Linked DNA regions of Homo sapiens: region 1 is linked to region 2. Evidence: chromatin contacts called from ENCODE Hi-C or POLR2A ChIA-PET data. All regions are on one chromosome and are shown on one strand. Each heading gives the region's core, a stretch centred on a gene start or an enhancer-like site at or near the end of the contact. The rest is flanking DNA. Distances are from core to core; before and after follow the strand shown. Region 1 overlaps BPHL (biphenyl hydrolase like). Region 2 overlaps SLC22A23 (solute carrier family 22 member 23).

The links. A loop is a pair of places that touch in the nucleus more often than their neighbours do. ChIA-PET counts read pairs that join two places held with the same protein, here RNA polymerase II (POLR2A). Pooled maps may share reads with other maps.
Region 1: a pooled map shows a loop between it and region 2 (2.4-fold over the local background). The contact joins two enhancer-like sites. A Hi-C loop is called at or near these places in 3 of 168 maps with a recorded cell type or tissue (OCI-LY7, ascending aorta and naive thymus-derived CD4-positive, alpha-beta T cell), 1 of 37 single-sample maps with no recorded cell type and 12 of 50 pooled maps. POLR2A ChIA-PET finds 5 or more read pairs at or near these places in 1 of 52 experiments (AG04450).

What each region holds. Positions count from the first base shown.
Region 1 is chr6:3,138,166-3,145,179 of GRCh38, reverse strand. BPHL (biphenyl hydrolase like) reads right to left here. Exons shown (of 7, transcript NM_004332.4): 6 at 4,671-4,794. Among named protein-coding and RNA genes, the nearest start is that of TUBB2A, 16 kb to the left of the region's middle. RefSeq lists an enhancer at 5,757-5,836. Within about 2 kb of position 5,764, at least 16 of the 41 ENCODE cell types and tissues checked have a DNase peak (open chromatin) inside an H3K27ac peak, as active enhancers do; they include OCI-LY7, where a contact is called at or near this core.
Region 2 is chr6:3,353,086-3,360,898 of GRCh38, reverse strand. All of the region lies in intron 3 of SLC22A23 (solute carrier family 22 member 23), which reads left to right. Among named protein-coding and RNA genes, the nearest start is that of PSMG4, 98 kb to the right of the region's middle. RefSeq lists an enhancer at 3,866-4,756. Within about 2 kb of position 4,723, at least 35 of the 41 ENCODE cell types and tissues checked have a DNase peak (open chromatin) inside an H3K27ac peak, as active enhancers do; they include OCI-LY7, where a contact is called at or near this core.

The DNA.
Region 1 (7,014 bases), core at 4,515-7,014, 220 kb after region 2:
ACCAGCACTCCACCCTGAACCAGCACTCGACCCAAACCAGCACTCCGACCCACACCAGAACTCAAACCCAAACCAGCACTCCAACCCAAACCAGCACTGCAACCCACACCAGCACTCCAACCCACACCAGCATTCAAACCCAAACCAGCACTCCAACCGAGGTCTGAGTCCCCTGCTGGTGCTCTTAACCCCTCTCCCTCCCCTTTAGTTGACACGAACTTAAGATGCCAACTCTGTGCCACATGGACTTTCCCACCGGGTCTGGCCCTCAGGCCTGGGCTCAGAATACGCGGCTGGTCCTGCACTGGTGACCCCAGCCCATCCACAGAGACATGGCCCTCTGTGCACCTCTTGCTCTCCCTCTCTCTCTTTCAACATGCACTGAGCATGTTCAGATGCTCTAGACCACATCCTGGGATAGGCGGTGGAGTGTTCAACATGGGAAGAATTGCATTCACGTTAGCAGCTGTTAGAGATATGAATAAAGAGGCTGGGTGCAGTGGCTCACACCTGTAATCCCGGCACTTTGGGAGGCCAAGGCAGGAGGATTGCTTGAGCCCAGGAGTTCAAGACCAGCCTGGACAACACGGCAAGGCCCTTTCTCTACACAAAATACATACACAAAAAATTAGCTAGGAGTGGTGGTACGTGCCTATGTCTGAGCTACTTGGGAGGCTGAGGTGGGAGGATCACTTGAGTCCAGGAGTTCAAGGCTGCAATGAGCCGTGATCACACCACTGCACTCCAGCCTGGATGACAGTGCAAGCCCTGTCTCTTAAAAAAAAAAACAAAAAAAAAAAAAAAAAAGAAGAAGGCCAAGTGCAGTGGCTTATGCCTGTAATCCCAGCACTTTGGGAGGCCGAGGCGGGTGCATCACGAGGTCAGGAGATTGAGACCATCCTGGCTAACGCCGTGAAACCCCGTCTCCACTAAAAATACAAAAAATTAGCCGGGCGTGGTGGTGGGCGCCTGTAGTCCCAGCTACTCGGGAGGCTGAGGCAGGAGAATGGCAGGAACCCAGGAGGCAGAGCCTGCAGTGAGCCAAGATCGCGCCACTGCACTCCAGCCTGGGCAACAGCGAGACTCTGTCTCAAAAACAAAAAAAGAGGAAGAAAAAAGGTATAAGGAGCCACATGACCTCAGATAGGTGAGCGAGCAACTGGAGGCGCATGCAGAGGCGAGGAAGCCTCGCTGAGGAGCCGCCTGAGTCCTGGCCTAAGGGGTGGGCACACACCCAGGCAGGCAAAGGCAGGAGCTGAGGGGTGGAGAAGGGCCGCAGGCGAGAGGCGAGGGACTCATCGTTTGCAGTCGAGTCTGAAACCCAGAACCGGGCCTCTGGCTCCTGAGATCGGAGCACCTCCTCAGAAGCACTGTGATGGGCTGAATTGCACCCCTCATATTGATATGCTTAGATCCTGACCCCCAGCATCTCAGAGTGTGACCTCCTTTGGGTAGAGTGTTTAAAGAGGTAATTGATTTGAAATGAAGTCATATGAGTAGGTCCTAATCTATTACGACCGCTGTACTTATAGGAGGAAATGTGGACACGGGAGGCAGAAAGGCAAAGCCTGCTCCCCATCACTGCTGTCGTCTGAGCAGCTCTCATAGTGTGTTTCGTATCTCAGACTGCAGCACAAGTGCTTGTTAGAGGAAGGGCTTCAACCGACTAAAAACACATTTTAAAATCACTGAGCTTGAATGATCTCTAAGGCCTCTTTGCTTAAAATAAAAATAAGCGATTCTTATTTTTCTTCTACCACAAAGAGAGAAGAGAGAAAGAGACAAATTAACATAAGCTGGAAGCAGACCTGCTGAGCAACTCCACCCTTTGTTCAGCCTCCTTCTGAGGCAAGAAAGGCAGTTTGGTGTTTGCTTCACACATAATCTGTATTTCTTGGTAAAAATCTGGGAAGGGATAGTCTGTGCCTTTAAGTGTTTTTTTGTTTGTTTGTTTGTTTTTCAGAGAGGGTTTCGGCTCTTGTTGCCCGGGCTGGAGTGCAGTGGCGTGATCTTGGCTCGCTGCAACCTCTGCCTCCCAGGTTCAAGTGATTCTCTGCCTCAGCATCTTGAGTAGCTGGGATTACGGGTGCCCACGACCATGTCTGGCTAATTTTTGTATTTCTAGTAGAGACGAGGTTTCACCATGATGGCCAGGCTGGTCTTGAACTCCTGACCTCAAGTGATCTGCCCACCTCGGCCTCCCAAAGTGCTGGGATTACAGGTGTGAGCCTGTAAGGGTGTTTTTCTCCTATACTGATGTACTGTGTTGCTAGGAGATGGGCCTAAATTAAACTTTAATTCCTAAATTAAACTTTCTTGTAGACTGACTTTAATTGAACCTGGCTCTTTAAGGGCACATAACACATTTACTATGTGTGTCACTGTGCAAAACCTGTCATTTCTGAAGCTGGAAGACAATTAACCAGGTCACCTGGTATCTTATTCTAGGCATGTTACCATCATACATATTAAGAGATAAGTGGCAGCTGTGCTATGGTGGAAAAGCACCATATTAGGAGAAAAATCTAAGATTAATTATTTACTAGCTATACAACCTTGAAAGATTGCTTAACATCTCTCAGCCATGATTTCTCATCTGTAAAATGGATAATATTTTTCATAAATATGTCATAAACTATAACTAGATACTATATATAAAATACCTTTTAAAATATTAAGTGCTATATGGAGATATCACTTTGTACACTGCAAACGTATACAATCAAAAGCACAAAAACTGAGATTGTATAAAAAACTTTTGCAGGCCGGGCATGGTGGTTCATGCCTGTAATCCCAGCACTTTGGGAGGCCAAGGTGGGTGGATCACAAGGTCAAGAGATCGAGACCATCCTGGCTAACACAGTGAAACCCCGTCTCTACTAAAAATGCAAAAATTAGCTGGGCGTGGTGGCGGGTGCCTGTAATCCCAGCTACTCAGGAGGCTGAGGCAGGAGAATCACTTGAACCCAGGAGGCAGAGGTTGCAGTGAGCCGAGATCGCGCCATTGCACTTCAGCTTGGGCAACAAGAGTGAAACTGTGCCTCAAAAAAAAAACAAACAAAAAAAACTTTTGCAAGGATTAATAAGAAAGTATACTACTGGAATTTTGTACCATGACCATAACTTAGTATTATAATTTTATAAAGTCTAGTTTGAAAATACCTTTTATTCGCTACTAAATAAATTTATACTTATTTATTTATTTCTGAGACGGAGTCTCACTCTGTCACCCAGCTGGAGTGTAGTGGCATAATCTTGGCTCACTGCAACCTCCGCCTCCCAGGTTCAAGCGATTCTCCTGACTCAGCTTCCTGAGTAGCTGGGGTTACAGGCACCCGCCACCATGCCCGGCTAATTTTTGTATTTTTAGTACAGATGGGGTTTCGCCATGTTGGCTAGGCTGGTCTTGAACTCCTGGCCTCAAGTGAACCGCCTGCCTCAGCCTCCCAAAGTGCTGCAATTACAGGTGTGAGCCACTGTGCCCAGCCCCTACTAAATCAATTTAAAAACTCCAAGCTGGGAGTGGTGGCTCATGCCTGTAATCCCAGCACTTTGGGAGGCCAAGGCAGGCGGATCACGAGGTCAGGAGTTTGAGACTAGCCTGGCTAACATTGTGAAACCCGTCTCTACTGAAAATACAAAAAATTAGCTGGGCGTGGTGGCGCACACCTGTAATCCCACCTATTTGGGAGACTGAGGTGGGAGAATCGCTTGAACCTGGGAGGCGGAGGTTGCAGTTAGCCGAGATCGTGCCACTGCACTCCAGCCCAGGTGACAGTGCGAGACTCCGACTCCAAAAAAAAACCAACTCCCTCATTAAACCTCTTTGTCCACCCGCAGTATAATCCTGCCTAACTCCCACCTTTGCTCTTCACTGACTCTATGCTCTTACCAAATGAATTATTTGTTATACAGGCTCATGTGTATTTTTGATTCATGGTTGAAGTGGTATAGGAGGAATGTGTGGAATAAAGAGATGCCTGTTAACTTAAAAAATGCTAAATGGATATAGCACTATCCATTATGGATATAGTAATTATAAAGGTTTATGGTAATTGTATTTTATTATAGAAAAGAAACTTTTTTTCCTCCTTTAAAAATTCTCTGAGAAATCTGTTGTTAAATACATCATAGAACAGAGCGAGAAGGGAGCAGTGGAGCTGTTTCTGTGCCTGCTTTCCCTGCTGGCCTGGGGGCTTTAGGGACAGGGAACACTACCATTAACTGTGCTGAGTAGGGCTGGCTGTCAGCAGACATCAGAAATTTGGTTTAACAGATTTTTTTAAATTGGGTGGTCAGTGCTTTTATAATGATAAAAAACTAAACTGAAAATTCCCAAATTGTGTGAAACTGTTTCGGTTAATACTGATGGAAATAAATCTAAACTATTACCAAGTGACAGGGCTTAGCACCTATGAGCATGTTTGCCACTCATGAAAGTAAGAGCTGTCTATCTGAACATGCCTTTCCTTCTGGTTATCAGTCACCCACAGTTCAGGGCTTCTCTCTTCCGTGGTACCCTAAATAAAGCGGTGCTACTGACTGGCATTGGCAAAAGGGGGGCTGTGCACTCTAAAACTCCAACTCCTCTTGGTTATTTTCCTTCCAGTAGCTTTGCCCATTGACTCCGAGGCTCTCGGGGGGAGTGTGAAGGCGGTGACAGGACTTACCGTGAGCCTTTCACGTGCTTATGAATGAAGTCGGCATGAAACCGTGGGACCAGAGGATCCTTCTCACCGTGCACAATCAAGGCGGGGCACTGGACCCGGGGCAGCAGGTGCCGGCAGATGTTACCTGACGGATACACAGCACGAGGAATCTGCTTTAGTGCAACCATTCTACGCGGTCAGAGGAGGCGAAACTCGGCGAGCCCTGCCCCTCCTTGGCCCTCAGTTTCCCTATCCGTAAAAACTGTGTTTTGGATTTGACCGTGCCTGGGATTCCTTCCAGCTCTAACATTCTTTGGGTTCCCTTTTCTGTTTCTCTCTGTTTCTTGTTTGTTTGCCTGTTTCTGAGTTCTACTAGTAAATAAGCAGCCTGATTTAAATTCGCATAAAATAGTAGGAAAATCAAATAAACACCCCACCACTATATTCCACAGTGGCGGTTCCCACCGTGAAAACAGTGGTAGGTGCTTGACACCTGTAGAGCTTTTCCCTGGAAATCACGTTTCAGATGAGTGTAGGGGCCCCGGCCAGCCCTCAAAGCATATGAACCTCACAAGGAATTAATTATACAACTTGCGCACGGTAAAGCAGCTTCTCCTTATCGCTGATGCATCTGTGACACTCCTGACTAACATACTTTGGAGAGACTGTAAGGACTTACCCCCATTTATGAGAACTTTCCTGAGGCAATGATGGACAGCCTGGGCCCTAGTCCCTGTACTGCAGTTTCCTGCCTCTGTGAGGCTGTGGTGGCTCCTTAACCACTGGGAGCTTCAGCCACAAACAGGAACAATCACAGTTCCCCGGGGCTGTTGTGGGGCTAAAAAGAGAGTTGCGTCTGCGGTTCCTGGCATCCCTAAGCTAGCTCTTTCCTTCTCCATTCCCTCTCCGTGTGTGTCAAGAGGAAGGCACTGCAGCTCTGAGAAGGCTGGGAGCTGCCCCGACGGGGCAGTGCTCCCCCGCCCTGCACGGGCCCCAGGCCTTTCCCTCCTCTTCAGTGGGAAGTCACTGCCTGCTAAGTGAGAAGCGGACCTGCTGACTAGGGAAATACTTCTCCAGGTCTCTGACACTTCCCTCTCCTGTCCCGAGATGACACACACCGGCCAGCTGCATCATCACGTGATGATCAAAGTCAACATGCCTGAGTGCTCACTTGGTGCCAGCAACTGTTTAAACAATTTCACATCTGTTAAACACAGTAGTTACATGTTTTAACTCATTCAGCATATAAAAATGTTTGTTCATTAAGGACTTCTGTAATAACAGTAATACCAACCTTTCACTAGACACTTACTCTGTCTTTGATCCTGCACCAAAGCTGAATAGATAATACCTCATTTAATCCCCACAACAACAGCTTTTCGAGGTCACAGATAGGAAACCGAAGCTTCAAGAAGCTAAGTTACCTGCCCAGATCCATTCTAACAGCAAGCCGGGGACACAGGCAGAACTCACACTCAGGGCCATCGCACTCCAGAGCCGTGCAATGCAATGAATCCCTACACTATACCAAGCATCCATAAACCTGAGAGGACAGTCGGAAAAGAGGGCTCCTACCAAATGAGTCAGCACAGAAGGGGGACGCATCACGAAGGCCCTCGCTGTGAGACAGTTTATACACTGCTACAGCCTCTGTATCATGAACGTATTTTTGAATTGCTGATTTAACCCTATTTCCACCTTTAAATCTTCCTGTCTTTTCACTACTCTCTTCAACAAAACATCCAAGTTTACATTTTACAAATGTGCCCTCTTTAATGGAGAACTGTCTCAAACATCGTTTCATGGCATTTTTTTGTTTTAAGAGCAGAGATTTCCAGGGCCTGTCTCCATGGGTGGATGCTGCATCTGAACAGAAACATTATAAGGCATACATTTGATATATTTGCTGTTTTCAACTCAAACCAGAAGAGTAACATTTCCAAATGTCCTTTTCATTGTGAAAGTTTTGGCAGATGATTCATGCAGGAAATGATTACCTAATGGATCAAATTGGTCCTTCAATCACAACCATTTTGTAACAATGCACTCCAAGATTAGATCTTAGCTACTCTATTTTCTCAGTAATTAAAAAAAAATGAGATTATAAACATAAACAGCTGTATGAAAATAAACTATAATTCAGAATTTCTCTTAAAGATGTCAATTCTTACTTTAACTGGAAATCTTGTTAATTTTTCAGATAAAGAATAGGAGGCTGGGCATGGTGTCTCAGGCCTGTAATCCCAGCAATTGGGAGGGCCAAGGTGGGCGGATCACGAGGTCAGGAGATCAAGGCCATCCTGGCCAACATGGTGAAACCCTGTCTCTACTAAAATACAAAAAAAATGTGCCTGTGTGGTGGTGC
Region 2 (7,813 bases), core at 3,474-5,973:
CCTGTTCCCCACCCCAGCATCTTTGCCCGAGGGAAGGCTTCGTCCAATCCCGTTCCCGCCCTGGATGACCACGCCAGCTGTGGGCCTGCCTGGCCGAACGCAGGTCTCCATCAGAGGGGCCCGTCTGCATGGGGGTGCCTGCACACCTGTCGTGTCGACATCACTGAGGACCCCTTGGGGGCTCAGGCCAGCTTGAGGGCCTCTTTGTCTCCTAAATAACTGGGACAGTATCTGGGGCTTAGATGAGCAGTCAGCATAGCAATAAGTGACCGGAAATACAGAGATGTGTGGACTAAGACTGTTGAGGTTGACTCGGATGTGTGCAAAGGCCCCAAAGTGACCTCCCTCCACGGTTGAGCCGTTGCCTGAAACCCGACTATGAGAATGCAGTTCTGTATTTTAAGGCAGATGAGACAAATGCCCCCAAGAATGGCAATGCAGTGAGCTCTGTGACTCACCTCACCTCCTGGTGATTGAGCCTTTCTGATCCTCCTGAGTTTAAGGATCCTTGGGTGGATGGGTGGGCGGGGCACAGCTGAGGTCAGAGCTCTCAAAGGCCAATACTACGGACTTGCCTTTTTTGTTGTTGTTTTATTTGGAGGGGGGTGTTTGTTTTATCATGGTAAAATAAACATAGCATAAAAATTACCATTTTAACTACTTTTAATTGTACCATTCAGTGGCATTAAGTAATTCACATTTTTACACAGCCATCACCACCCTTCATCTCTAGAGGTCTTTTCATCTTCCCAAACAAACTCTGTCCCCAATAAACACTCCCCATTCCCATCCCTTAGTCCCGAGCAGCCACCCTTCTACTTTCTGTTTCTATGAATTTGCCTACCTAAGAACCTATTTAAGTGGATCATGCAATATTTGTCCTTTTGTGACTGGCTTACTTCACTTAGCATAATGTCTTCAGGATTCCCTCAGAACAAGGACCTCTAAGGACAAAAATAAGTGAAAATAAGAAAAAAAGAAAAAATGCTTCCTTTATACTATAGCATATGTTGGATATGGCCTCCCTTTTTAAGGCTGAGTTATATTTCATCCTCTGGATGGATCACATTTTCTTATCCATTCATCTGTTGATGGACACCTGCGTTGCTCCCACCTTTTGGCTGTTGTGAATATGCTGCCGTGAACATAGGTGTGCAAATATCATTTCAGGTCCTTGCTTTCACTTTTGGGGGGTTATACCCAAAAGTGGCATTGCTGAGTCAGATGGTAATCCTCTGTTTAATTCTATGAAGAACAGGGATATTGTTTTCTCCAGTTGGCTGCACCGTTGTACATTCCCACCAGGAATGTACTGGTGCACCAGGGTTCCAGTTTCCCCACATTCTTGTCAGCACTTGTTATTTCCTGTTTGTTTGACAGCAGCTACCATCCTGATGGATGTGAAGGGCTACCACATTGTCGCTGTGATGTACATTTCCCCGATGACAGTGACGTTGAGCATCTTTCCATGTGCTTCTTGGCCATCTGTATGTCCTCTTCAGTTTTTGTTTTGTTTTAAACTTGCACTCAGATGGATAGTTATATGTGTGACCTAAGGAGAACCACTCAGTGATGAAGAATAAACGTGGCAACACCAGCTAGCATAGCTTAGCAGCATCTGTTATCTGCCTGAGGGCGGTGAATTCCCAGTGAGATGCTCATTCTAGTACTGTCCTAGAATGAAATGAGTCTCAGCTGGCATGTTCCTCGCTCTCCTTCTCGGTGCCCATCTTTTTCTTAGTTGAAATGATCTGTGATTCTGGATGCAGCCCGTGTTGTTCTGGGACGTCTCTGTATTGCACTAAATTAATAAAGGAGCTTTCATTTTTGCAGTTATGTATTTTGAATTCCCTATTCTCTCTTCATCCTGAATGACTGAGACTTGATTAGACATCGGCACAGCGCACCTGACATGGCGCTGACATGGAAATGCAATGGGTGGCAGCTCGGGGTGCAGACCCCACCCAGGATGCTGTGCCCGAGGGGAGCCAGGGCTTCCCTTTGAAATGGCAAAGGTTCCCACCATCCCTCCAGCCCCCGATGGCAGATCCCTTCTCACTTCTTCCTCACTGGAGCTGTGACTCCTTCCGGTGTTTTCCTTGGGTTGATGAAACAGAAACTCTCCTGGGGCCTTTTTTATTTTATTTTTTAATTTTATTTGTGGTAAGAACATCTAACATGAGACCCACCCTCTTAACAGGTTTTTTCAGTGTACAGCACAGTATCGTGAACTATAGACACAATGTGTGCAGCAGAGTTCCAGAGCTTATTCATCTCGCCTGCCTGAAAGCTGATGCTAGTTGACGAGCAACTCCCCATGTCTCCCTCCCTCTACCCCCGGCAACCATCAGCCCACTCTTTGATTTTCTGAATTTGCCTATTTTTACATGCCTCATGTAAGTGGAATCATGTAGTATTTGTCCTTCTGTGACTGGCTTATTTCACTTAACATAATTCCTCCAAGTTCATCCACGTGTCGTACGTGTCAGAATTTCATTCGTTCTTAAGCGGAATCATATTCTATTGTATTTTTCACTGTGTTTCGTGTGTCCCTTCACCTATCAGTGGACCTCTGCGTTGTTTCCATATCTTGGCTGTTGTGGATAACACTGCAGTGAACGTGGGAGCGCTCACGTCAAGTGCTTTGAGATCCTAATTTCAATTCTTTTGGATAAGTACCTGGAAGTAGAATCACTGGATCATATGGCAGTTCTAGTTTTAGTTTTTTGAGGAACTGCCATACTGTTTTCCATAATGGCTGCACCATTTTTGCATCCCTACCAACAGTGTTTAAAGGTTCCAATTTCTCTCCATCCTGGGGACTTTGATACTGAGAACCTAACCTGTCTAGCCTCTTCTGCACTGGCCGCCTTTGCAAGAGCTGGTTGCCTCTCTGAAAACTCTCCTCCCAGGCCTCTTCCCTTCCCCTCACCCACATGGCAGGACAGTCCTACTTCCTTTTCCCTTAAGGGAAGATTCAAATGCTGCTTCTTTGGTGAAGTCTTCCCCAGGCCTCGTCCCTTTCTTTGCATTCCTGTAGCACAGAACCCCATCTGTGTCTTATAGGCACGTGTCTCTTCATCAGACTGTGAGCCCCTTGAGGCCGGTGGTGTGGCTTCATCTCGGCATCTCCCCTGGCATGGTGCTACCTCATCCTCCTTGCTGAATAAGTGAATGAAATGCATTCATTATACACAGCCGCCTTCTGTTTTCCATTATTTGTCATTATTCAGTGTGTTCTGTGAACCAGGAGCTGGGCATGGCTTGTTGAATAAGAACACAGTCCCTAAACTAAGGAGCTTTTAGGCTGGTAACCAAAAAGGGAAATTCTAAATTTTTTTATGATAAGCTTTTAGATATCTTTTTGATATTTAGAATGAAGTAAACACAGTAGATGTAGTCCAATTTTGGAAATCATTTAAGACCTGAGCCTAATTGAGCAGGTAGAAAGCCAGGAAGAACACACCTACTTTGTATTTGCAGTCCTTTCCTCATGCTAATTGATAAGGCGATTAATCCTTACACTATTGCTGAGCCACAACCCCATTTAAAAATAAAAATTAGGAAAGCTGTCTGGATAATTATTAGCAAAGACTTTACAGAGGCTGGGATAAGTCCTCCAGCTGGTTGTTTGCACTGGGAGTTTTACAGTGTACTTGACCTTTGCTTAAGGTAAGGGAGTTTGTTTGGCAAAAACAATGATACATATTTCCATGGCATTGGAATCCTGCTGGATTTCTGAGACTCTGGGAATGCAGATGTGGGCACTGGAGTAAATGTGAGCATTTCATTACAGTGCCTGCCTTGTTTTGGGTTTTTTTTTTTTTTTTTTTTTTTTTTTTGGCTCTGTTTTGGTTTTCTCTTCCAGGCTGTATTGCTAGGTTTACTGCTTTAAAATTGTCTTTATGGTCCAGGCTGCTGCAGCCTTTAGAACAAACCACGACAGTTGGGATCTAGAAGCCTGCGCCTCTCCTAGAGACACCACCTGCATCACAGTGTCGGTGACCTGACCTTTGAAGGGGCCATTTCCCATCTTGGAAATGGGGATACTACTTGATATTCTTATTTATAGGATTTGGTGAGGGCATATGAGGTAACACATCCACAGATGCTCTGAAGGGCTTGAGCGGGATCCTGCACCTTATTACAGGTGGTTGTTGGTATCTTGGGCAGGTTTCAAGACCTGGAGGTTCAAGCCAGCCCATCTCACTGCTGAGCCAATAAGGAGGAAGACAACAGGGTTACAACAAAGCTTCAGGCTTAGGAAGAAATGTTTCACGTGGATGGTGTCCTGGCCAGCGGGTTTGGTTCTAAAATAAACACTACTGTCTCTGGGGCTGAAGATTTGCCCAGGACAATGAAGCAGCCAGCGGGAGGGTAGTGCAGAGCCGGTAAGTTTAGGGTCAGCTTTATTTTCACAGGCAAATGAGGAAGTGAGAGGCTGCTAAAATCACTCCTCTGAGGCTTCCCCTGCCCCTTGGATGAGGTCGCTGCCATCTCTGAGATGGGGGTGTGGCCTGTTACCCTTGTAGGCACCGAGGGTGGATCTAAGACACTGTTTTACCATCCAATCCTGTCAGCGGTTCCATGGCCCACCGGTTTCCTTTTGAATGTTTCCAGGAGCCAGAAGTCCAGATCCCAAGGGCTGGCACGCAGAAGGAGGGCCCTCCCGAGAGAGCACGCGTGCTTCGATTTCTTTCGTGATTATGAGATGTTTCTGATGTCACGTGTATCTGCTACCCGGACTCGGAAACAAGCCTCATTAATAAGTCCCACCCTCCCGCCTCCACCCACCCCCGCCTCCTCCCGCCTCCTCCCCCTCCCGCGCCCCCCGCCTCCTCCCCCTCCCCTGTCCACAAGTCTCCCCACCCCGTTTGCTGTTTTTCATCCTCATGAGTTTCGTTAGGTTTTCCCACATCTAGAACACTGCGTTGTACAGTTTTGCCTTTAAAAAAAAACTTCCTACAAATGCTGTCGTACTGTGTTTGTTTTTCTGAACTTCCTTCTTTTTTTAATACCTCAGCGTTATATCCAGTGGCTCCTCCGTGTCGATGCGGAGACAGGGAATGAGTGAGAGCGACGCCGGCTTTGAGAGCTGGGGTTTGTGCAGGGCTGAGTGAGACCTTGGGCTCCCGTGGCCCAGAACTTAAGAAATAGCAAATGAGAATAGTAGATGAGCCAGAAATTGAGAGTAAATTTGGGAAGGCACAGAAAGGACTGACCAGGCATCAAGTGGCCTAGCTCTGGAGCCTGGGAGTGGGGCTGATACAGGGAGCGGGGCGGGAGGGCCCAGACCTAGCCCAGACTCATGAGAACGGTAACCTTGTTATGACCTTGGCCTTCACACAATAACTTCCCTCTGCCCAGCAACGTCCTGTTCTCTTATACACATGGTAAGAGGGAAAATATCTATCTATAAATACATTTATATTTCTAAGAGATCATCATGGAGATTTTTTTTCTCGACCCAGGGAGGGTTGCTTTGTTGCATAGAACAGGGTGTGACGAACCCACGAGCAGCATGCTTGTCTTCCTCCCGTCTTTTAAGTTCAAAGGCTTCTCACTGTACCTAATAAGTCGATGTCTTTACTGATATTATTTCTGATTTCCAGTTTGAAGATGAGAAAACTGGTGGTTATCAAGGCCTCTCTATTCATCCCATTTTATTTGAAGAGCTACTGGATAGTATTTGGAGGGAGACTTTTTTTTTTTTAGCTGGGGAGGGTGGCGGCCACAAAGACAGGGAGCTGTTTCCAAGCAGATAGAGGGTAGGAGCCCAAAGATAAGGATTTGAATACTGCCATGTGGAGAGGCGCTGGTTTTTTTTGTTTGTGTTTTTATAAACTCGGTAGTAGGAATATCTTTTATTGTTTTTCCTGTTGCCTGTTTAAAGGAAAGAGTGTAGCACAAATTGTCCAAATGCCTTGTGCTTTTAGGGGCAGAGTTAGATACTGTCACCCTCTGGCCCTCAGGTCCTGCTTTGTCTGTTCTGCGTGTTGTCTACCCATGAACTAATGAGGCTGCCTGCTTAATTGACCTGGAAAGACAAGTGTCAGTTGAAGAAGATGATGTTGAATTATGAGATTCAGAAACCCATTACATGGCTACTTGGCCCAGCATAGTACCTTCCCCATTTGTTAGACATTCACTATTTGATTAATTAGTAAGAAATTAGAGATGGTGTGGATCATTGAAATCTAGAGCAACCCCTCCAACACCTTGACTTCCCCCTAACACTCTTACTGGGACATCAACTAAAAACAGACTGTGTTTCAGTTCATCCATTGCTTTACCCACTAATAAATGGTTCACCCATCCTTTCTTGAGTGCCTGCTGGATGCTGGGTCTCTTGAGGATGGAAAGACATTGCCTTGCCTTTGAGGCACAGAGTCTCTGCTATATCGATGGATCTGACCACAGTACAGTGGTCACTACAATCGAGGAACTTATTAAATGCAGCAGGGACATGGAAAGAGAATCTGAATCTTCTTGAGATTTTCTTTTGTTTACCCAACCCACCTCATGTAAAGATGTAAAGGTACACAAGTCAAGAGAAGGAAAAGTCTGTGAGTGCCTTTAGTCACTTGCTCCTCCGTAAATGTGCACTTCCTGTTGAATTTACCTTTGAAGGGTCCTGAAAGGAGTGTCTTTGCCCATCCAATGCCCTGACTGCCTCTCCGTTGGGAGTGCACCATGCTATGTGTTTGTGTGAGCCTGTGTGTGTGTTTTGCTTAGAAGTTGCATGTGGCTCTTGTCTTGGCCATGCCAACTCTAAGGAGAAAACACATGTGATCACCATCGAAATTTCCACAATCCAATCAGGCCTGCCAAGGAGGTTTATGGGTCCAGATAAGTGGCTTAGCTACCTGTCACATCAAAGGATTCAGTCAACCGACCCAAGGACCAGCATTTTTCCTTGTGCCTTCTTAGAGAAAGTAAAGCAGCCCACGCATAGGAGACCTGGAAAAGTTGGTAGTCTGGGATCTGTAAGGAGCCTCTGCATGAGGCTTCCTCGATGCTGTCATGCTCTGGGCCAGAACTGGGGTCCTGGGAAACACTGGTGGTAGAAGGGAGAGTCTGCCTCTACTAAGAAGGTGGGGGAATGGTGTGGCTTCCTGAGGAGGGAGCTCTTGGGAACAGCAGCCCTGGAAGCCAGAAATCACGTGAGTACATTTGGGTGGCAGTGCACAGGGCAGAAGAGCCACATCACAGCTTCGGTAATGGGACGAGGCGAGCACAGCCCTTTACCTGGAAAGGCAGTGGTTGACTGATCTAGTGATTTGGGAGCAAAAATTCCAGTAGCCCTAGTCTTGTGATTTGCAGCTGAACTGTTTTCCTAATAGTCTTATACATGTGATTTTGTAAAGCATAATGAACACCTCAATCAAGCAGGTGACATCGTGAATCCCAGCATGAGGGTCACGGCATTTCCCATTGAGTGGGATTCAGGCCTGAAGCCAAACCGCTCAAGCCAGATGTTGAGACACAGGAAGTTATTTTAACTAAAATGCTGTAGAAGAGGGCAAGATTGGCAGCTGGGAGAATCAGGCAGCACCTCTTCATTGGGGAGCTGGCTGTGGTATAGGAAATCTAACACAGACGGAGTTTCCCTTTTTTTGTTCAAATGCTGGAAAACCAGGTTTTGGTTTAAGCAGCCAGGTAAAGGCCCACAGTTATGTGCCTTTTATGGCCCTTTGCCATCTTGCCTTCAAAATCTCCAAGAATAACAGATTATTCCTGTGAGCAGGGAAGTAATAATACTTACATGTAATTTTAGATTAGGCGGAGCACTCACAGGTGAGACTTTGCATCT